Regions from separate parts of the Homo sapiens genome. Here region 2 is linked to region 1. The links are chromatin loops, found by intact Hi-C in ENCODE. Cell type or tissue: thyroid gland. All regions are shown on one strand. Each heading gives the region's core, and the rest is flanking DNA. Links, peaks and the distances in the headings are about the cores only.

What was found. Peaks named below come from ENCODE experiments on the same cell type or tissue, not always from the same donor. Only the 100,000 strongest peaks of a DNase experiment are listed, where the experiment ranks them.
Region 2: a loop joins it to region 1, with 2.1 times the contacts of the local background. A loop is called at or near these places in 61 of 110 quality-filtered maps.

Annotation. Positions count from the first base shown.
Region 1 is chr2:119,689,720-119,700,734 of GRCh38, reverse strand. It overlaps a transcript of TMEM177 not described here and the pseudogene RPL17P15. Among named protein-coding and RNA genes, the nearest start is that of TMEM177, 16 kb to the right of the region's middle. RefSeq lists enhancers at 1-74, 1-527 and a silencer at 2,897-3,046. In thyroid gland, for the core only: no CTCF peak of the experiment used is centred there; a DNase peak (open chromatin) is centred at 5,296.
Region 2 is chr2:119,818,973-119,829,987 of GRCh38, reverse strand. The region is part of intron 2 of PTPN4 (protein tyrosine phosphatase non-receptor type 4); the gene reads right to left. Among named protein-coding and RNA genes, the nearest start is that of PTPN4, 65 kb to the right of the region's middle. In thyroid gland, for the core only: CTCF peaks have their summits at 3,409 (motif pointing right) and 6,039; a DNase peak (open chromatin) is centred at 6,057.

The DNA.
Region 1 (11,015 bases), core at 1,942-9,941:
CCTACAAAATGGTGTTTCCATTTTACCATAGGCCAGGTCTTGTCATTGAATCTGGGAGGCAGAAGTAAAGAGAAAAGATCATGGCCTTTGCAGTTGATGCTGCCTTTTGAAACATGGCCCGATGGTGGGTGCAACTGTAGGTAAGTTCTTAACCCTTAACCTTTCCATAAGTCTCATTTTTCTCATCTGCAAAGCAGACAATCTCCCCATTGCAGTGTTGTGAGGATTAAAGGAGAATATATATCAGAAGACCTAACATAGTACCTGTTTGGCGTATGGAGATGGGGCATTCTCTCCATGTGGACAAGCTCGAGTTGACCGTTGCTTTAAATGTCCCGGAAAGCCAAGGACAATGCCACGGGAACTCTCAGGCTCCCAACAAGAGTAAACTGAAAGAAACAATGATACTGGCCTCACCTTGAAAGTCACTGGCCTGCAGATTCCCATGGCACCCAGCTTCCTGCTTGTTCCCTCCCACGATCCATACCCCAAGTACACCCACCTCTTGTTCCCATTCCTGTTTCCTGTTCCTTCTTTCTTTCTGTTTCCTTTTAATTGCATTTATTTTATGCTGAATTTATTCCAGAGCCATACGTTTTTGTTTCTTTAGTTTCTTCTGCGCTAACTTTTTCTTCTGGGCAACCTCCTCTTCTGGTTTAGGAACAATTTGTTCCTTTTCAGTAAGGATGATCTCGATGTGGCAGGGAGAGCTCATGTGTGGGTTAATCAACCATGAGCTCTCTAAGTCTGGAGGGGCATTTTACGTGCTTTATTCACCTGGATGTGCTCAATGACCAAAGAATCTACATCTAAACCCTTAAGTTCAGCATTGCTCTCTGCATTTTTAAGCTAGTGCAACAAAAACTCAGCACTCTTTTTGGACCACTGACCTTGTGTCCAGCCTCACTTCTTGGCCTGGGCACTACCAACTCCCCCATTGTAACATCAGAATGGCACTGATATGGTCTGGCTCTGTGTCCCCATCCAAATCTCATCTTGAATTGTAATCTGCATTGTAATCCCCATGTGTTGGGGGAGTGACCTCTTGGTGAGACAGCCAGGTGGGAGGGGGTCCCTGGAAAAACTCCAACCGGCTTGCACCCTGGGGTGGAGCCTTGGGAAATTCACTCCTTTTGCAGTGGGGAGGAGCCTGGCCCCTCCTCTTCCTGTGTGGAACCTGGGATTCTAGCTGCGGGTGGGAAGCACCCTAGTAGGGACTCTAGCCTAACAAGACAATGGAACCCTGTCTTACTCACCATTCAAATTGTCTGCGAGCCTGAATTTTCGTAGCTGTGGGACAAAGAGCCCTGTCTTTAGCTGAACTAAGGAAAAGTCCTGCCACAGTGGGAGGGGATTGGATCATGGGGGCGGTTCCCCCGTGCCGTGCTTGTGATAGTGAGTGAATTCTCACGAGATCTGATCGTTTTATAAGGGGCTCTTCCCCCTTCACTTGGCACTTCTCTTCCTGCCATCTTGTTGAATAAGTCCTTGCTTCCCCTTCGCCTTCTGCCATGAACGTAAGTTTCCTGCGGCTTCCCCAGCCATGCTGAACTGTGTGAGTCACTTTCCTTTATAAATTACCGAGTCTGGGGCAGTTGTTTATGGCAGTGTGAAAACGAACTAATACAGGTACACACTGTCTCTGTAAAGTGACATCGTTCAGACACTTCGTGGCTTTTCATATAAGCACACCCTTGATGACCTGGGCAGTTTCACAAGTGTCCTTTCTTTTGGTTTTGAGACAGAGTCTCACTCTGTCGCCGAAGCTGCAGTGCAGTGGCATCGTGTTGGCTCACTGCAACCTCCGTCTCCTGGGTTCAAGCAATTCTCCTGCCTCAGCCTCCCAAGTAGCTGGGATTACAGGTGCCCACCACCACGCCTGGCTAATTGTTATATTTTTAGTAGAGACGGGGTTTCACCATGTTGGCCAGGCTGGTCTCGAACTCCTGACCTCAGGTGATCCACCCACTTCGGCCTCCCAAAGTGCTGGGATCACAGGCGTGAGCCACCACGCCCAGTCTCAAGAGTGTTCTTAAAGTGAACACAAAGATGGAAACACCTTGATTTGCAAGATTTAGTAGGGTTTTCTGGGTCAAATGAATAGCGAACCATTTTCACAGATCATCTCAAGCCACTTAGGAGAAGACCCCCATCTGCTGTTTCACTTCCATCCTAGGTTCCTCTTCACCCTGAAGTTTGGTCATTAGAACCAGTGAGCCAATAACTTGCTTCCTTACCTCCTGTTGTTCAGCCAGGATGTCTTGGCACCTGTGTGCAAGCTGCTGGGGCTCAGAAAATTATACCTCAAAGTATGGTGCTTCGGTGTGCTGAGCACTTTTAAATGAAAGGAAGTTGGAAGGCCTTAGAAGCGGTCTCAGAACCAAAGACTTTCTAGCCTTCTCTTGTTTCTTCCCCCAACTGTGCAGGGAGGGGATCTCTCTGAAGTTCCCTCCAGAAGGAACACTTTGACCCCCTTCCTAGGAATCTCATCAAATAAGCGGAAAGATTAACCACGGGAGAAGAGAAAAGAATAAAAGTTGCTACCACACCCAGGCAGACTTTTCATCTGTTCTTCTGAGGGCCACTCCAAGAGATTACCGGGGAGACTTTGCCTGCAAAATAAGGCAACCTTTGTTCACCGTGAAGTTCTGCCCTCACCTTCCTGCAAGTTGGCATTGCCTCCCCTGGAGCTCAGAGGAACTTCATCCCAGGCTATTGTCTGCTTTTTAGGCTCATTCATTTCCCCTAAAAATAATTTATTATGCCTCAAAATTGCCTATGTTCCCCCACCTCCCTCTCCCCTATGAAGAGGGTGCTATTTAAGCTCCAGCCATCTGGCCCTTCTTTGAGCCTCATATTTTGTATGGCTCCTGTGCATACTTGCACATTCATACATTTGCATGCCTTTAATCTGTCTAGTATCGGTTCATTTCAGTGAACCTTCAGAGGGTGGAGGGGAAGCCCTCAGCGAGGTTGCTGTGAAGAGGAGGGAGACAGAAAGCAAGGAATCCAGAGTGAGAGAGAGAGAGGAAGCTGAGGGAGCCACGACAGCACAGACAGAGGGGAGGGGTGAGGAATCGAGTAGTTTTCTGGGAAGGGGGGCCTGCAGTGCTTTAGGCAGAGGGAACAACATGTGCAAATATCTGGAGGTAAGAAAGAATAGCCTGGACTTCGTTTTGTTTTGTTTTGAGATAGAGTCTCTCTGTTGCCCTGGCTGGAGTGCAGTGGCTCCATCTCAGCTCACTGTGACCTCCGCCTCCTAGGTTCAAGTGATTCTCCCGCCTCAGCCTCCTGAGCAGGCACACACCACCAAGCCCGGGTAATTTTTATATTTTTAGTAGAGATGGGGTTTCACCATGTTGCCTGGGCTGATCTCAAATTCCTAGGCTCAAGTGACCCACAAGCCTTGGCCTCCCAAAGTGCTGGGATTGCAGGCATGAGCCACAGCACCTGACCAAATAGCCTGTACTTCTACAGAGCTGGATCCCTAAAGCAGGCACATGTGGAGACGGGAAGTGGAGGCAGACCCTGACCCTGCAGTCCTGTTTAGGAGTTTGGTTCCGTGTTTTGTTGTGGTTCAATTCAAGGCAAGTTGAGTGTGACCAGCACCTCTGGGAACTGTACCTTTGGATCTCTTGAGGAAGCCAAGGTGTGCTGGAACTGTCAGCACCAGCCTGCAGCTGGTCAGCCAGGTCTGTGTCTGGCCATGTGAGAATTTCCCCAGGGCAGGGTGCTTCCCTCAGAGACCGGAGTAGCTGGAGAGACAATGGATTTCAACAACAGAGTGAAGCTAGAACAAAAGCTTCCAGACACAGGTGGGGAAAACTCCTGTCCATCCTTCACAAGACCCTATACAATCTGGCCCCTTCCCCCACCTCCCCAACGTCATTTCCACTTCTCCCTGCCTCCCCGACCTCCCTGCTCCAACTTCAAATGTGCCAGGCCCGCTCCTGCCTCAGGGCCTCTGCCCTTGTCTCCCCTCTGCCTGGAATGCTCTTTCCCCGGATTTCCACTTGGTTCACTTCCTCTTTGCTCCATCGTCACCTTCTCAGTGTAGGCTGTCCTTGGCCACACTGTTGAGAAATGCATCTGCCCCCTATACCCAGCCCTTCCCATCCCTTGTCCCACTGCTGCCCTGCTTATCATCCTGGATGCTCTATAATGACTTATTCCTTGTTTATTGGCTGTGCCTCTCACTAGAATATAAGAGCAGGCATTTTTATCCATTGTGATTTCTCTAGGGCCCAGAACAGAGCCTGGCACATATCAGATGTTCAATAAATGTGTGCTAATAAATGAAGGGTTGGTGGTAGGGATGTGGCAGGTTTGTGTGAAGCACTGCCCCCACACCGTGGTCACCATGAGGTCCGTGACAAATGATAATACCAGCAACAGACCTTCTCCCCAGGTCTAGTCCTACTGGGGTTTACAGTACCCTCAATAATGACCTCAACAGCTGCCACCCAGCTACACTCTTCCCTTGGTTCTAGTTTAATCCCTGAGGACTGAGCTCTGCCCTCATGCTTTTGAACAGCTGGGATTTCTGAACACTGTCCCCATTCAGGCTGCCTATACCTCACTCATGCATTAATTCACTGCATGCCTCCTGGGCCAGGCCCTGTAGGATGGTCTGCAGCCACAGAGATGAGATGGTCACAGCCCCTTGCGCCTCTCCCTAGTGTGGCTCACCCCTGAGGTCTGAGCTTGCCCACAGACTCAGGGCAGCTGCACACCTTTTGTTGGGTAAATCAAACAGTCCTAGGTTTCAGGCCAGGCTGGGCCATGCTTGCAGTGGGCCCCTGCAGAGCCAGTCCCCTTCTTTTGCTGCTGAGGCTTCCCAAGGCCACACAGCTGGATGGGGGCAATGCCAGGACTCAAAGCAAGATGCACGGTCAAGGCCACTGCCATTTGTGCTATACACCACATCAACTCTGTAAATCCACTCTCAAAAGAGGATCAACTGTGTACAATTTACCACCCCAGGGTGCTGTGAAGTTCAAAAAAATAACATATATGAGAGTGTTTACAAACTGATAAATATGTCTTACAAATCTGGACTTTTCCCCAGAGCCTTGCGCTGTGGCTTGTACATAGCGGGTGCTCACAAAATGCTTTTGGGTTGGATTCTCAGCCCGCAGGCCTCCCTCCATGGCGCTTCCTCCCCACCTCTCTGCCCTTGCTCCATCTCCCATATCCCCCACCCACTCACCAGTCACTGAGCACTCCAGCGGACCAGGTGCCCAGCCAGGTGCCCAGGATGCAAGAAGGAAGGCCAGGCCCTGCCTGTGAGACATTCACAGCCCAGTTGGGAGAGACAGACAAGGAAGCAGACAAAATGCAGTGTGAAAAGTGCATGGCAGAGTGTGCCAGGCTGCCATGGGAACAGAGGGGAGGGCTCGTAACCACAAGAATGAAAACAGCTCCTTACATCTGTGCATTGCTTTCTGCTTTTCAAAGGGCTGGGTGTGAAAGGTGGGGGAGGGATAGAGAATGAAGACATGGCGTTTTCCCAGTCCCATTTGTCCACATTCCGGGGCTGTCACCTTCGTTGAGCTTATGCTCTTTCAATGGAAAGGACACAGAGAGACTCTTTCCTACCCAGAAATGAAGGATTTTTAGCAGCTGTGTTGCACAATCATTGCCCGATGTTTGTTTTTCAGAAGGGCTTTGCCGTATCCGCTGACACTGAGCTGTAAAGACCCAAGCATTAAAAATTTGCAGCGCTGCCTCCCAGGAGCAGAATTCTCACCTCTGCTTAATGAGCCACTCCACACGTCCTTCTAGCTTAGTGCCCAAATGACATGAATTGTCCAAATAGAGTGAGTGAGCCCTTGTGGTGGTTTGGCTCCTAAGTGTGGCATATAAGCAGGCTGGGGTAGGTGATGCTGTGGTAGCAACTCCCAAATCTGGGCCTTAAAAGTACAGAGGCTTATTTATTGCCCTGACACAAGCACATGATGCAGTGGGCTCTGCTCCCCGCCACCCTCACCGGGGGCCCAAGGTCTGGGGCCCCATCAGGGGCGTGTACGACAGAGAAGGGCACCTTGGCTCTCAAATGCTTTCGCGGGGAAGTGACCCTGCGCATATGAAATCCACCGGCCAGAGCAGTCATGTGGCCACACCTACCTTCAAAGGGGCCAGGAGGAGGATGGGGACAGTGCCCGGCCAACAGCACTGTTGCACACACAGGGTCCAGGGCAGAGCCCGCTCCTGCACTAAACTCCAGCCCTGCTGTCTCTGAGGGGCCCTAAGGCCCTACTAAGAGCTGACCCACTCTCCCCACACCTCTGCTTCAGATATGCTGAGAATCTGGTGGGGGCAGTGAGTTAACATCACCCTTATTTAGGCTGGACTTCCAAATGCTGCCTGAGGGGTGTGTGTGTGTGGGTGTGTGTGTGTGAGGTGAGGTGAGTGGTGTGTGTGGAGGTATAGTGTGTGTGTGTGTGTGTGTGTGGTATACCACACAGGTGTAGTATGTTGCACATGTGTGGTAAGTGTGATATGTATGTGGTATGTGTTTGTGTTGTGTGTGCATGGTATGTTGTGTGTGGTGTGTTTGTGTGTTGTGTGGCACGTTGCATGTGTGTGGTACGTGCAATGTGCGTGGCATGTGGTGCATGTGGTATGTGTTTGTGTGTGCCATGTGTGTGGTGTGTATGTTGTGTGTGTATGTTGCATGTGCGTGATGTGTGTGGTATGTGTCATATGTGTGGTATGTGTAATGTGTATGCGTATGTGGTGTGTGGTGTATGTGGTATGTGTTTGTGTGTGGTATGTTGCATGTGTGTGTGGCTTGTGTGATGTGTGTGGCATGTGTGATGTGTATGTGATGTGTGGTGTATGTGGTATGTTTGTGTGTTGTGTTTGTGGCATGTGATGTGTGTGGTGTGATGTGTATGTGGTATGTTTGTGTGTGATATGTGTGATGTGTATGTGTGTCTTCTGTGACTGCAGCTGGTGGGCAGCGGTCATGTGGGTGGGTCACGTGGCACCCACAGGAGCCCTTTGCTTCAGGTGTGGCTGAGGCCTTTTTCCTCAGGCTGCATGGGCTTGAGAGGCTCTGCCCCCAGGTATTTAGAGAATGTCAGCCTCAGTGTTGGCTTCCCTAAAAGTAGTGAATCTTGACCTCTAGGACACACACGGGTCAGCTCAGAGAGAAGCTTGTGCAGACAGCAGCCTCTGGATCTTGCCTGTGGACGGTCTGAGTGGCTCCCAGGCCAGCCTGAGACTGCATTTAACAAGGGCCAGGTGGTGCAGACGCTCCTTCTCCAAAACCTGACCCAACTTCACTCCGCATCTTCCTCTCGGAGGAAGTTTTAGGAGAGACCGATCTTTAGCAATGAGGCCTCTGGCCAGCTCTGTCATACAAGGACAGAACAGTGACCGCATGACTGAGATGCCCATTCAGGGCTCCTGGGTGCCCTGTGTGCTACTGCGTCAAACCCACTCCCCAAAAGCACCCTACTACAGGGTGGGGCACCCCAGGGTCTCCAGGGGGGCTTTGCTGCTCCACAAAAGGGTGCTGCTGTGGCCCCTACCTCCTCACTGCGGCCACGGCCTTGACCTGTGACCCCCTACCTCCTCACTGTGGACACAACCTGGACAGGGAAACAGCACAGGCTTCACGTGTGGATGCTACAGGTCCCCATGCCGGCCCCACTGCCTTCAGCTTTGTGTAGTGGACCTAACCTCTCTGAGCCACTGCTTTCCACAGGGACCTGGGGACAAATCCCTGCCTTTTTTTTTTTTTTTTTTTTTTTTTTTTGAGACAATCTCGCTTTGTCACTCAGGCTGGAGTGCAGTGGCGTGATCTCGGCTCACTGCAACCTCTGCCTCCCGGGTTCAAGCGATTCTCCCACCTCAGCCTTCAGAGTAGCTGGGATTACAGGTGCCACCACCACACCCGGCTAATTTTTGTACTTTTAGTAGAAATGGGGTTTCACCATGTTGGTCAGGCTGGTCTCAAACTCTTGACCTCAAGTGATCCACCTGCCTTGGCCTCCCAAAGTACTGGGATTACAGGCGTGAGCCACCACACCCAGCCTACCTGCCTTTCTCTAAAGGATTCATGGTGGCTGAATGAGAAGGTGAGGAAACAGCCTGAGGCACTGTGTGGGAGCTGGGATGTTGTTCTCTGAAAGAAGTTCCAGCATGGAGCTGGGCAGAACAGGCCAAAGGGAAGCTTCACCTCAGGTGAGGCACCAAAAGCCAACTCTGCCACCTCTGTGGAGGGCCACCCCAGCGCCGACCTCGTCAGGGGTTGGTGGGAGCTGCTGTTCGCCTGGGGACATGGCCTGGGCTACACCTCACGGCTCCCTCCTCGGGCCACAGGCCTTCACACTGGCTGGATCTCTCTAGCTGTGTCCAGGCTTTCTTCCTCCTGCCCTTTGCTGGGCTGTCAGTTCCGCCTTCCCCAGGTTAATGCAACCTCTGAAAAATTCAGCAAATCTCCTCTTGCTCAACTGAAGATCTTAGGAGGCAAAACAAAATCGATTCATATGGATGCAAGCATTTTCCCACCAGCTGCCACCAGCTCAGGCACAGATGGCTTCTGACACCCATTTGGCTGACAAGGAAAGCCTTAGGGCTGCATTCAAAATGGCTCCAACAGGAGTTGTTAGGAGGTAGAGGAAGTGAAGGGTCTCCAGGCTTAGGAGAGGGAGGCACTGACGGGACAGGATGGGAAGCTGTGGCCCAGCTCCCGAGTGGTCTTTGCACCTGTGACATCGGTTGTGCTTCCTCTGCAGGGGTGGAGTCCAGACTGCGAGGCTGGGCCATCTGCAGGGACCAGCACAGGACAATCAGGTGTCAGGACGTGGGCACGTGGCTCCGGACCTGGGGATCGGTGGCTGAGGGCAGCCTCCAGCTGCTGCCACAGCAATGTCACCAGGTGATGGGGACCTTTCAGAGGAGCCTAATCCAGAGGGGACAAGACTGGGGTCTGCAGGCCTTGCCGCAGCAGCCTCTCCCATGTGGCCCCCAGAGAAGTGTGTGCTGAACTGACCTTGACACGTCAGGACCTCTGGGGCCTCCCCACACGCCACACTCCCTTCCCTTCTCTCACACAGGTCATGTGTCCAGCAAACACTTCCTGAACAGCGACATGGTCCAGTACTGGGAAGAAGAGGTGGATGTGGCCCACTGCTGCCCCTTACAGAGGTCCCAGCTGGCAGGGGCGTCAGCAACATCAATAAAACCGTACTGGGTGCTTGAGAATGTTGTGTGAGGCAGTGCTGCCAACCCTGACTCACCTCCCTGCCACCTGAGACATCTCCAAAAGTATCACCCTGGGCCAGCTCTAATTCAGTCACTGCTTGACAACTGCACCTTGGGCAATGACTGGTGAATGGAAACTATGCTCCGTTTCCTCAGGCTTTAACTCTGTGCCAGGCACTGTCCAAGGTGCTTTAAAAATATTCACTCAAACCAACCCCAGGGGCTGGGCACTGTCATTATTCCCATTTACATATGAGGGAAGCTGAGGCACGGAGAAGCTCAGGAACGTGCCCACAGCAGTGAGTTGCAGAGCCGGGATCTTAGCCCGGGTGGTCTGGCTCTGAGGCCAGAGGCTGCCTGGAGAGGCGCCCACAGATTTGCCCCCCGGCAAGGGCACCTCAGTGGACTCCAGGCTTCCAGGACTCTGATTCCAGATCCTTCCTGCCTCAGAAAATCAACAAAGACATGCATGCTTCAGGCCTGCAGAGCTGCTCACAGCTATGGAACCAGAAGGGCCTTCCCAATCTGCTGTGCTTAACCCTGAAGTGGACCAGCCCAGGGACCTGGGAAAGTGAGGGTGTCCCTGCTGTGGGGGAAAAGGGCTAGGACTTTGGTCTTTCACAAGTGGATAAAATTAGGGAAAATTCAACACTGACGTTGATTTCAGGTCTTGGAAAACCAAGCCAGTGAGCTGAAAGTGTCCACCTGATGCGGATGGGTAAAAGCGAGCATAATTCCAGCCAGGCTGTGAGCTGTCCGCGCTTAACTAGCGAGCCAGCGTCAAGGGGTTAAGACTCTGGCAGGTCTCATTTGATGATGACAATGAAGTCTATAAACACGCAGGATGTGATGATAGAGCAGTGACACTGCCGTCCGTGTGGCATGTGGACGCCGGCTCCCTCCCTCTCTCCACGTGGGCTCTGCTCCTCAGTTTGCTCCTCAGGCCCAGGCCCCAGCTTAGGCCCTGCAGCCTTTGTAATGCTTTCAGGGTTTGGCATGAGCACCCTGTCCTCACAGCCTGCTGGGGAGAGGGTAGGAGAGGTATGGGGTAGGGGTGGGCTGTATTAGTTCATTCTCGCATTGTTATAAAGAACTACCTGAGACTGGGTAAATTTATAAATAAAAGAGGTTTAACTGGCTCATGGTTCCACAGGCTGTACAGGAAGCATGACGGCTTCTGGGGAGGCCTCGGGAAACTTACAAACATGGCGGAAGGTGAAGGGGAAGCAGGCACGTCCTACACGACTGGAGCAGGAAGGAGAGAGCGAAGGGGAAAGTGCCACATACTTTTAAATAACCAGATTTCGTGAGAACTCATGAGACAGCACCAGGGGGACAGTGCTAAACCATTAGAAGCCACCCCCACGATCCAATCACCTCCCACCAGGCCCCACCTCCAACACTGGGGATTACAATTCAACATGAGATTTGGTTGGGGACACAGATTCAAACCATGTCATGGGTAATAACAAGAGTCTGGGTCCATTGCTATGACTTACCTTTGACCTCTAGCGGGGAGCAAGGCTCTTTGGGGAGCAAGGGCTCTAGGGGGCTGAGACTGGAAGAAATCCAAAGCTAGGGTGGCTCTGAGTCCAGGTGGCTCTGGACTTCTTACAAGCCAGTCCTCATCACTCCAACCCTCTGTTGTTATAATAGTAATAATATTCCTTATAGAATAATAATCCTTTATATTAAATTCTCTCTGTTCACATTACAGTGTGGTTTCAATCTCTTGGTTGGACCCTGATAAAGCCTACATAAACTGTCTCATTCCTGGCTTGGTACAGGCTGTTCCCATG
Region 2 (11,015 bases), core at 1,854-9,853, 130 kb before region 1:
TGGAAAATAACAGTGTTGGTAATGATATGTATAAATAGGCACCCTGGTACATTGCTGGTGGGAATTTAAAATGGTGCAGACACCATGTAAAACAGCTTGGCAGTTTCTTAAAGGTTAAACACTGAATTATCACGTGATCCAGAAATGCTCCTCCTAGGTATAGACTCCAAAGAATTGAAAACAAAGACTTGAACAGATACTTGTATGCCAATGTTTGCAACATTAATCACATAAGTAAAAGGTAGAAACAACCCAAGTGCCTGTCAGCAGATGAATGAGTAAACAAAATGTGGTATACCCATACAATAAAACATTATTCTGGAATGAAAAAAAAGTGAAAGTTCTGATACATGCTACATGCTTCCTTGAAAACATTAAGCTAAGTGAAATAAGCCAAACACAATAAGACATATATTGTATGATTCTACTTATAACCAATATCTAGACTAGGTAAATTCATAGAGAAACAAAGATTCGAGGTTAACAGGAGCTGAGGGGAGAGAATCATGGGAACAACTGCCACATGGCTAGAGTTTCTGTTTGGCAAAATAAAAAGTTGGAAGTAGACATGAAAGGTTATACAACATTGTGAACTTAATTGATACCACTGAATTGTATATATAAAAATGGCTAAAGTGGTAAATTTCGTTATATGTATTTTACAACAATTTTTAAAAATTAATTCTGTGATACATAAAAACATTGAACCATACACTTTTAAAAGGTGAATCATCCACTTTAATGTGAATCACATCTCAATTAAACCGTTCAAAAAAAACACACAAAGTAAAAAGCTGACAGTCCTAAAAGAAGAAATGGACAAATCCCTCATAGTAGGAGATTTCAGCATGAGAAACAAAAATCACTGACAAACCACAGAAAGAGTGAGATAAGAATTGGAAACCTAAATGGTCAACAAATATATGGGAAGAAAAACCCAAAAAACACAATGAATAAAGGGTGGTGGATAGTGGACATTCTTACCTTGTTTCCAGTTTCAGGGGAAAGCTTTCAGTACAGTCATGTGCCTCATTAACTGCTTTTCAGTCAATGATAAACTGCATATACTATGGTGGTCCCAAAAGATTATAATGGAGATAAAAAATTCCTATCACCTAGCATTTACTATCCTATACTTTTTATTGTAGAGCCTTCTACTTATGTAAAAAAGAAAGTGAAAAGATGTTGGGAAAAGCAAGTGAAAAGATGTTGGGAAAATTCACTAACAGAAGGTAAAACCACAATGAAATTCTACAACATAAGCAACAGAATGGCTAAAATTTTAAAATATAAGGTATTTTTGAAGATGTGGGACAAATGCAGTCTCATAAACTGCTGGAGCATACATACTTATAGCCACTTTGGAAAACTGTTTCACAGTGTCTCCTGAAGCTGACCCAGCATTTCCACTCTTAGATAATTGCCCAACAGAAGTATATGAATATATTCACCAATATATGTATTGTAAGACTGTTTAGAGCTACAGTATTCATAGTAGCCCCAAAGTGTACAAATCAAGGGTCCACCAACAGTAAACTGAATAAATTTTGGTATATTCATGCAATGATGCATTTTACGTTGCTATGCAGCAAATACACCACAATGCTAAGACAAATACACAAACATAAACCAAACAAATATTAGTATTACTCATGGTTCTGTGGGTTGACTGGGCCCACATGGCGGTTCTCACTTGTGGCTACAGTTAGACAGCAGATAGTAAAGTCATCAGAAGTTTGATTGAATCTGACGTACAAGATGCCTTGCTCATATGGCTGGCAACTGATGCTGACTGTTGGCTGGGAGGTCAGCTGGAGCTAATGACCAGAGCACTGACATATGGCTTCTCCATATGGTGAGAACATCTCACAGCATGACAGCTGAAGTCTAAAATGGACTGTCCCCAAGAGTGTGTGTTCTAAGGAGACCCAATTGGAAGCTGCAAGGCTTCTTATGACTGGGAGCCACAAAGGGTAACTTTACTGTCAGGGTTAAAAGTGAGTCACTTAGAAGCCAGCCAAGATTCAAGGGGTGAGGGACTTTACAACGGTGTGAGTATCAAGTGTACGTGTAGGGGGCCATCTATTGACACTAGCTACCATAAATGAAGTATTATACAGCAATGGGGAAAAAATACTTAGATTGAACTACATATATGAAATTGCTTATAATTACAACCTATAAAAACACAATCTCATATAGTTTAACTCAATAACATTCAAAAACAAAAACAAAACTAGACTATAATGACAGACCTCAGAATGGTGACTACTTTAGGCAAGAGACAAATAGTAACAGTAAGGAAGCACAACGGACGCATCTGAAGTACTGGTAATATTCTATTATCTCGATCCAGTGATAGTTTCACAGGAGATTTCACCTTATAAATTCTTGTCTTACATTTAAGATTTGTTCTTTATTGTATATATGCTATACTTGTAATAAAAAGTTATTTCTGGCCCACTTGCACTGCCAAAATCCTCAATAAAATACTAGTTCACATTCATTCAGAATGGGAAGAAGTTTTTGTTTGACCAAGGAAAATTAGCAAGTAAACAAACAGCTCAGTGGAGACTCTCATGTAATGCTGATGCACACAAAACTTGCAAATTTTACTTTATATTTTAAATGCTCCCTACTTCAAAGTTAGTACTTTGAAACATTCTACTTTCCCTCTTTGCCTTCCTTTAAAGGTTAAACTCAAATAGATTTCCCCCCAACAGGGTGATAAAAGATTTGTGAATCGGTTTGTTGATGCAGTTATACCTATTTATCCATTGTGTGATTAGTATCTTCAAGCAACCTTCAAGTATTCTCACAACGCACACTATCAACTTAGGAAGCAAATGTGTATGTATAGGGGTACGGCTACAGACAAAACAAAATCACTTGACTCAACTTTCTGAAGAAGAAACGCCTAGTTAGATCAAAACTGCAGCTAAAAAACTATTTTATTTTTAGAGATAGGGTCTCACTCTGTTGTCCAGGTTGGAGTACAGGGACACAATCACAGTTCACTGTAACCTCGAACTCCTGGCCCAAGCAATCCTTCTGCTTCAGCCTCCCAAGCAGTTAGGACTACAGGTGCATGCCACCATGCCTGACTAATTTTATTTTTTATTTTTGTAGAGAAGGGGTCTTGCTATGTTGCCCTAACTAGTCTTGAACTCCTAGCCTCAAGCAATCCTTCTGTCTCGGCCTCCCAAAGCACTGGGATTACAAGCGTGAGCAACCACACTCACCTAAGATTATTTTAAAAATTTACTCATCAAAAATATGTTATTGAATATTAACCTTAGAGCACAGTTTTCCAACTTTGACACTGTCAATATTTTGTATTAGGATCATTCTCTATTGTGGGGGATAGGGGAGGGATTGTACTGTGTATTGTAAGGAAGTTTAGCAGCATCCTTGGCTTCTAGCCACTAGAGGCCAGTAGCACCCACCATCCAACTGTGACAACAAAAAATGTCTACAGACGTTGCCAAATGTCCCTTGGAGATTGGGTTGGGGAGATGCAAAGTCTGCCCCATTTAGGAATCATTGCTTTAGAGTTTACAGTTCCTTTAGAGTTTATAGTTTCCGGTAAGGGCTCAAAAGCTCTTGCTAAACACTATCCTTGTACAGATTATTTTCTCATTCAGCTTTAGAAAAACACTAAACAGAAAATCCTACTCCATGAGTGAGGAGAAAAATAAGTATAGTGCAGCTAGGTTTTAACATGGATTTTGATTCTGTCTCACTTGGTATATGCAATGAACAAATAGGAAAATGTGTTCTATAAATATATGGCTAATTATAGAATGTTAATGAGGCCAAGGCAGTCTCCATCTCTCCCAACTGTGTTTCTCTGTAAGGCCAGAGAATATGTGCATCAGAACTATCTTGTGTACTCATTTAATATATACACACCTGGGTCCCAACACAGACCTATAAAATTGAGGTGGAAAAGCACCAATCTGAACTTCTAATAAACCTTCCTTAGTAACTTACTATTATATTCTTATGTTCAACAAAAGATAAGAAAAACAGCATCACAGACTATTTAGTCTTTCATGGCCATAACTTTTAATTTTTAAATTTGTGTCACTTTTCACAATGACATATAGAGATGAAACAGAAGACCATCCAATTGATAGCAGATGTTGTGGGAAATAAAAACACCAGTTTGAAGGGTCAAAGGGCTTGGATTGGCAGAGCGTGGTGGCTCACACCTGTAATCCTAGCACTCTGGGAGGCCAAGGTGGGTGGATCTCTTGAGGTCAGGAGTTCGAGACCAACCTGCCCAACATGGTGAAACCCTGTCTCTACTAAAAATACAAAAATTAGCCAGGCGTGGTGGCAGGCATCTGTAATCCTAGCTACTCGGGAGGCTGAGGCAGGAGAATTGCCTGAACCTGGGAGGTGAAGGTTGTAGTGAGCAGAGATCACACCAGTGCACTCCAGCCTGGGCTACAGAGCAAGACTCCCTCTCAAAAAAAAAAAAAAAAAAGGCTTGGGTTCTAGCCTGGGCTCTACTGCTTAGCACGTGGCTGTGGGCAAGCCGCAAAATCCCTGGATTTGATTCCTCTATCTGTAAAAAAGAGGTAACTGCCCCACCACATTGTTACTGACAAGAATGAAACAAGTGTGAAAAGTGAAAACTCTGTGGACATAATAAACACACATTACTATTACTTCATAGATATTAATACCTATGACTAAACGGAAGGCCATATCCCAGTAAAATTACGGTAATATTAATCTGGATATATAAAAAAAAGCTGTTTCTACAGAAACATACTCTAAATATTATTCAAAACTATTAAAACTAAAGCATATCTCAGTTAAGCAAGTTGATAGATGGACAACACATTGAAAAACAAGATAATTTCCACAAGTTGAAAAGCTGGGAGAAGTTATTCAGTTTATAGAAATAAGTATATACGTAGGAAAGACCCTATACAACTACCAAATAAAAACTTGCTTTCTTTTAATATGGCTTAAAAATGTTTATATTTGGCCAGGCACAGTAGCTCATACCTGTAATCCCAGCACTTTGGGAGGCCAAGGCAGGCGGACCACTTGAGGTCAGGAAATTGAGACCAGCCTGGCCAACATGGTGAAACCCTGTCTCTACTAAAAATGCAAAAATTAGCTGGGCGTGGTGGCACGTGCCTGTAATCCCAGCTACTCAGGAGGCTGAGGCAGGAGAAGTGCTTGAACCTGGGAGGCAGAGGCTGCAGTGAGCCGAGATCACACCACTGCACTCCAGCCTGGCAGACATAGCGAGACTCTATCTCAAAGAAAAAAATGTTTATATTCAACTCCTTACATAATAATAAAGGAGTCATGTCACCAAAAAGAAAATCACAGTCCCAAATGGGTATCTAACAACAGGGCTCCAAAATACAAAAGATAAAAATTATATAACTGAAAGAAATAGATAAATGCACAATTATACTTGAAGACTTCAATGCTACTCTCTCGATAATTGATAGAACAAAGTTAAAAGAAAAGCAGCAAAGATATAAAAACACTACCGTGTGCCTGTAATCCCTGCTACCTGGGAGCCTGAGGTGGGAGGGCTGTTTAAGCCCAGGAGTTGGAGACCAACCTGAGCAACACAGAATGTCTCAATTTTTTTAAAATATAAAAACAAAAATACTACTAACCAACTTAACCTAACTGATATTTCTAGCCCTTTCCACCGCCCTGCCTCCCCCCCAAAAAGAGTAGAACAGACATCCTTTTTAAGTGCACATGGATTATTCACCAAGATATGTCATATTCTGGCCCTTAAAACAAACCTTATCAAATTTAAAAGAACTGAAATCATACAAAGTATGTTCTCTAGCCATAACAGAATTGAAATAGAAATCATTAAGCGAAAGATATATGGAAAATCCTCAACTATTTGAAAACTAAACGACATACATATAAATAATGCCTGGGGGAAACAGGAAGTCTAGCGGGAATTTGGAAAATATTCTGAACTAAATGAATATGAAAAGACAACATATCAAAAAGATATAGTTATAGCATGTTGTCTTTCCACAGAGTCTCCACATGGTGGCCTCAGGGGAGCCAGACTTCTTACAGAGCAGCTAAAAGTTCTTCGAGAGTGAGTTTACCATAAAACAATAGCAGAAGCTGAAGGGTCTTTTCTAAGCTAGCGAGGGAAGTCATGCAACATCTCTTTCAACAGATTCTATTGGAAGAAAACGGCACTCATAAAGGCTCACCAAGGTTCAAGTAAAGGGAATACAGCCTCTCTCTCTCAGTAAGAAATATTTCGAAGATTTTAAAACCACCACTGAAATCTTCAGCAAACACAGAATTTGAGTTGTGGAAAGATATCCAAACTAGAGATAACAGATACCACAATCTTCAGCAACCACGAAATAATTGAAAGTGAAAAGATACAAAAGACAATAGTAAATCCTCAAGGAATACTGATATGTAAGAAACAGATGGGCTGGGCACGGTGGCTCACGCCTGTAATCCCAGCACTTTAGGAGGCCGAGGCGGGTGGATCACGAGGTCAGGAGATGGAGACCATCCTGGCTAATATGGTGAAACCCCATCTCTGCTAAAAATACAAAAATTAGCCGGGCGTGGTGGCGGGCACCTGGAGTCCCAGCTACTCGGGAGGCTGAGACAGGAGAATGGCGTGAATCCGGGAGGCGGAGCTTGCAGTGAGCGGAGATCGAGCCACTGCACTCTAGCCTGGGCGACAGAGCGAGACTGCGTCTCCAAAAAAAAAAAAAAAAGAAACAGATGAAGTATATCCAGAATGTGATCACAGAGAAGAGAGCTTTCCTTGAAATAAGGAGCAGTACCAGTTTTTAAAGCTCCTAGAGGTCAAACAAAATGAGCCTTGATAAACTGATGAATTTCTTAACTAGATAATAATCACTGAGGAAGCAGTTACAGTAAAAGAATAAAGGTTGAGATAAGATTGCAATATTTAGGTGCTTGATTACAAACTGGTTAAGGTGACTCTTGTTATAGTCCCCAAAACACATGTAAAATAGAAATGGGGGGAGAGGCAAACTTCAAAAATAAAAACTTGATTTTAATTAAAATACAAGAATGTGACTTCAAATGTCATGGCAAACCACCATCCACTGTTGTTAGTCTTCTAAAGGAAAAAGAATTAATAACTTACTGTTCAAAAATGCTTAAACCTACAGTTAAATGTGATGGACTGAAAATGTGTTTACCTTTACTCATTCCTGAAAGCCCACTAATTTGAGGGGGAAAAAAAAAGAAGGAATGTACTAAAAACATAAAAACCACAAGAACAACAAAAGGAGAGAAGATATCGGCTAAAGAGATACTAACACACAGGCCGGGTGCGGTGGCTCACGCCTGAAATCCCAGCACTTTGGGAGGCCGAGGCAGGTGGATCACGAGGTGAGGAGATCGAGACCAACCTGACCAACATAGTGAAACCCCGTCTCTACTAAAAATATAAAAATCAGCTGGGCATGGTGGCACATGCCTGTAGTCCCAGCTACTTGGGAGGCTGAGGCAGGAGAATCACTTGAACCCGCAAGGTGGAGGTTGCAGTGAGCTGAGATCACGCCACTGCACTCCAGCCTGGGCAACAGAATGAGAATCCATCTCAAAAAAAAAAAAGGGGGGGGGAGGGGATACTAATACACTTTGGAAGATAGAAAGCATGTGGAAGAGACAGCAGAGCTAAACACCAAATACCTGCAGAGAAAGATATCAACAGGAAGCAAATCAAATATACAGAAAGGCTCAAACATTGGAGGATAAGTGTGAGAAACAGCAAGATAAGGCATGAGGCTAAAAATGGGAAAGGAAGGTTGAAGATCCATGTAGGGAACAGTTGTGTCCCTCAGTTCTCAATCCCATACCTCCCCTGAATTATTCTAAGATAAACTGAAGTGGCTTCAAATCTAGGGACATCAAGCATAGTGGAAAGCAAAAGAGTGTCATATTGCAAGCTGGTGGATTTCATGCACAATCTACATGAAATTTAAGCAAAAAAAAAAGTGAAAAGGAAAACACGTTTTAAATGTCTACAAACAATACGTCATACATAAACAATCAGGAATTGAAATAGTATCAGACTCCTCATCAGCAATATTAATAGAAGGCAATATTTTCAAAACTCTGAGAAATTATTTCCAATCTAAAATTCTCTACCCAAACTATCAATTAAGTCTAGGGTAAAACTTAAGACATTTTCAAAAACGAAGGATATAAAGAACTAGCACACATCCCACACAAGATATTCTTGATGAAGAAAAATGAAAGTCATCTCACAGTGATTCAAAGTAAGTGATGTCAAAAAATACAGTGAATCCAAAGTTGTAAATTAACCTAGTGCTAAAATTAAGTACCTATTTAATGTATCAAGTGCCTATCAACATCCAGATTTTACATGAAAAAATTAAATAATTGCAAAAGAAAGCCAAAACTACATGCTCTGAAGTTTATCATAAACAAATCAAATGAATCATCAAAAGGAAATGTCTGCACATTCAAAAAAAAAAGTGTCATAATACTATTACTAATTCCTCACATAGTACAGCTGTCACTTTTCTTGGTGGAAACCAAACTGATACACTAAAAATTATAGAGGCCAGAGGCGGTGGCTCACACCTGTAATCTCAGCACTCTGGGAGGCCCAGCTGGGCAGATCACGAGGTCAAGAGATTGAAACCATCCTGGCCAACATGGTGAAACCTCATCTCTACTAAAAATATAAAAATTAGCTGGGCATGGTGGCAGGCGCCTGTAGTCCCAGCTACTTGGGAGGCTGAGGCAGAAGAATCACTTGAACCTGGGAGGCGGAGGTTGCAGTGAACCGAGATCACGCCACTGCTCCAGCCTGGTGACAGAGTGATACTTTGTCTCAAAAAAAAAAAAAAAAAAAATTATGGATAGAATTCAAAAGGTAAATGGAAAAACAGAGTCATAAAATGTCACTAGGAATAATATTTAAGAGGAAGAGCTACTATACTGAATTACCAAGAGGATAAAGGAGTTTCAGGATAAATATTTTCAAAAGTAAATCTTGCTATGTGTGCATACATGTATACGTGTATACATATACACATGCAAGTCCAGCTTTACATACACACACATGTGTGTATGTAAAGCTGTGTATATATATATGTAAAGTATACATATATATATGTGCAAGTCCAGCTTTATTTTAAACATTTGGAAGCATAATTATTAAGTCTAATTATTGAAAAGAATGTTAAATAATAAGGGCAAAGACTCAAATAAATGGATATTACCTTTAATATGAAACCAAATTCCTGATATACAGATACTGAACTATCCAATTTGAGTTAGGAATAAACATTATGAATGGTGGGTTCAAAGATAAGATGCAATTTCTTCTCTAGAGTATTATGATCAGCAGAGCACATCCATCAACATCAACACCAACACCAGCATCTGGGCAAAGAGCCAGACCTTCCAGGTCTTCCCACCAGGGCTTCCTTGGGGGATTCTTGAATCCACATGGGAATCAGGACAGACAATTACCCAGGGGAAGCAGTGAGGCAGCAGAGAGTGAGTCATGTAGCTTCCTTATGTGATAACTATAACTCTTTCTATGCTCACCAACTCCATTCCAATGAATACTGAAAGTTTCTTTATGCAAGTACTAGGAAGAAAACAGAGCTATGTCATACATCCTTTCCCAAAGAACAGATCACATCTATCACAGATGGACATGCTATTAAATGAGCTTCAGGAGAGACATACAAAGCACTATGATGGCAAAAATATTTAAATGATTATTCCCTTCAAGAATATGAAATAAGTCAAAAGGCAGCACATTTAAGAGCCAAATAGGCCAGGCACCGCGGCTCATGCCTATAATTCCAGCAGTGTGGGAGGTCGAGGTGGGAGGATCACTTGAGACCAGGAGTTAGAGACCAGCCTGAACAACATAGTGAGACTTCGTCTCTAAAGAATTTTTTAAATTAGGTGGTCATGGTGGCGCATGCCCGTAGTCTCAGCTACTTGGGAAGTTGAGGTGGGAGGATTCCCTTGAGCCCAGGAGTTCAAGCCTGCACTAAACTATGGTGGTACTACCACATTCCATCCTGGAAGATAGAGCAAGACACTGTCTCTAAACAAAACAAAAAAAACAACAGCCAAGTATTCCTTACACACTGTGAATACAGTAGAGAAAAAAAGGGCATAGGCTAAAATATTTATGAAATATTTTTAAGATGCTAGATATGTAAACAAACAAAAAAGTTAAATAATTAAGCATTAATAATTTATCAGCCAAGGACAGAAGCTTCTCTGACAACGGCTATGCCCAGATCAACTTGTGTGAAGGTGCATCTCAAATGTTGCAGATGAAATCTTCTAAAATATCAAATCCATTAGCCCAGCTGTTTAGGGTTCCATCTTTGGAAAGCAAGGGCCATTTCGATTTTATAAGATGAATATATTTACTATTATTAACTGAGATCTAAGTCCTATTTGGCTCAACTATCTGGGTCAAGTAAACAATGAATCAGAAAATACAGCAAGTAACATGTTAAATGTTTCAAATCAAAATTCACTGATTATATAATGAGATACGTTTTCATATTTTAAAATAATGAGGATTTGGGGTTCTGATCATATAGAGTAGCTGGTATTGCAATATTCTCCTGTTACAAGCATCTATAAAAACCGGACCAAATATAGACCAAATAAAACATGTATGTAACATTTACAAGCAACAGATACCAACCAACACAGGGCTATGATCTTTGGGAGAAAAGGGCAGATGAATCAAGTCTCACGCTGGCTTTCTCCTTGGGGGCACCTGCCAAACCATACTGTGGAGAAACAAAGCCCAAGCAGACAGTGGTAGTCCTGCTAGGATAAGAAAACTAAAATTAATGTTTGGGGTTGCTATGGTGCCAGGGTTTTGGGGATAGGTTATTAGAACTGAGAAAGTGAAAGGAAAAAAGCTATAAAAATACACATGAAATTGCCCTTTGGTCCTTACTTGCTTCATAGGATGTGCGTACACAGGG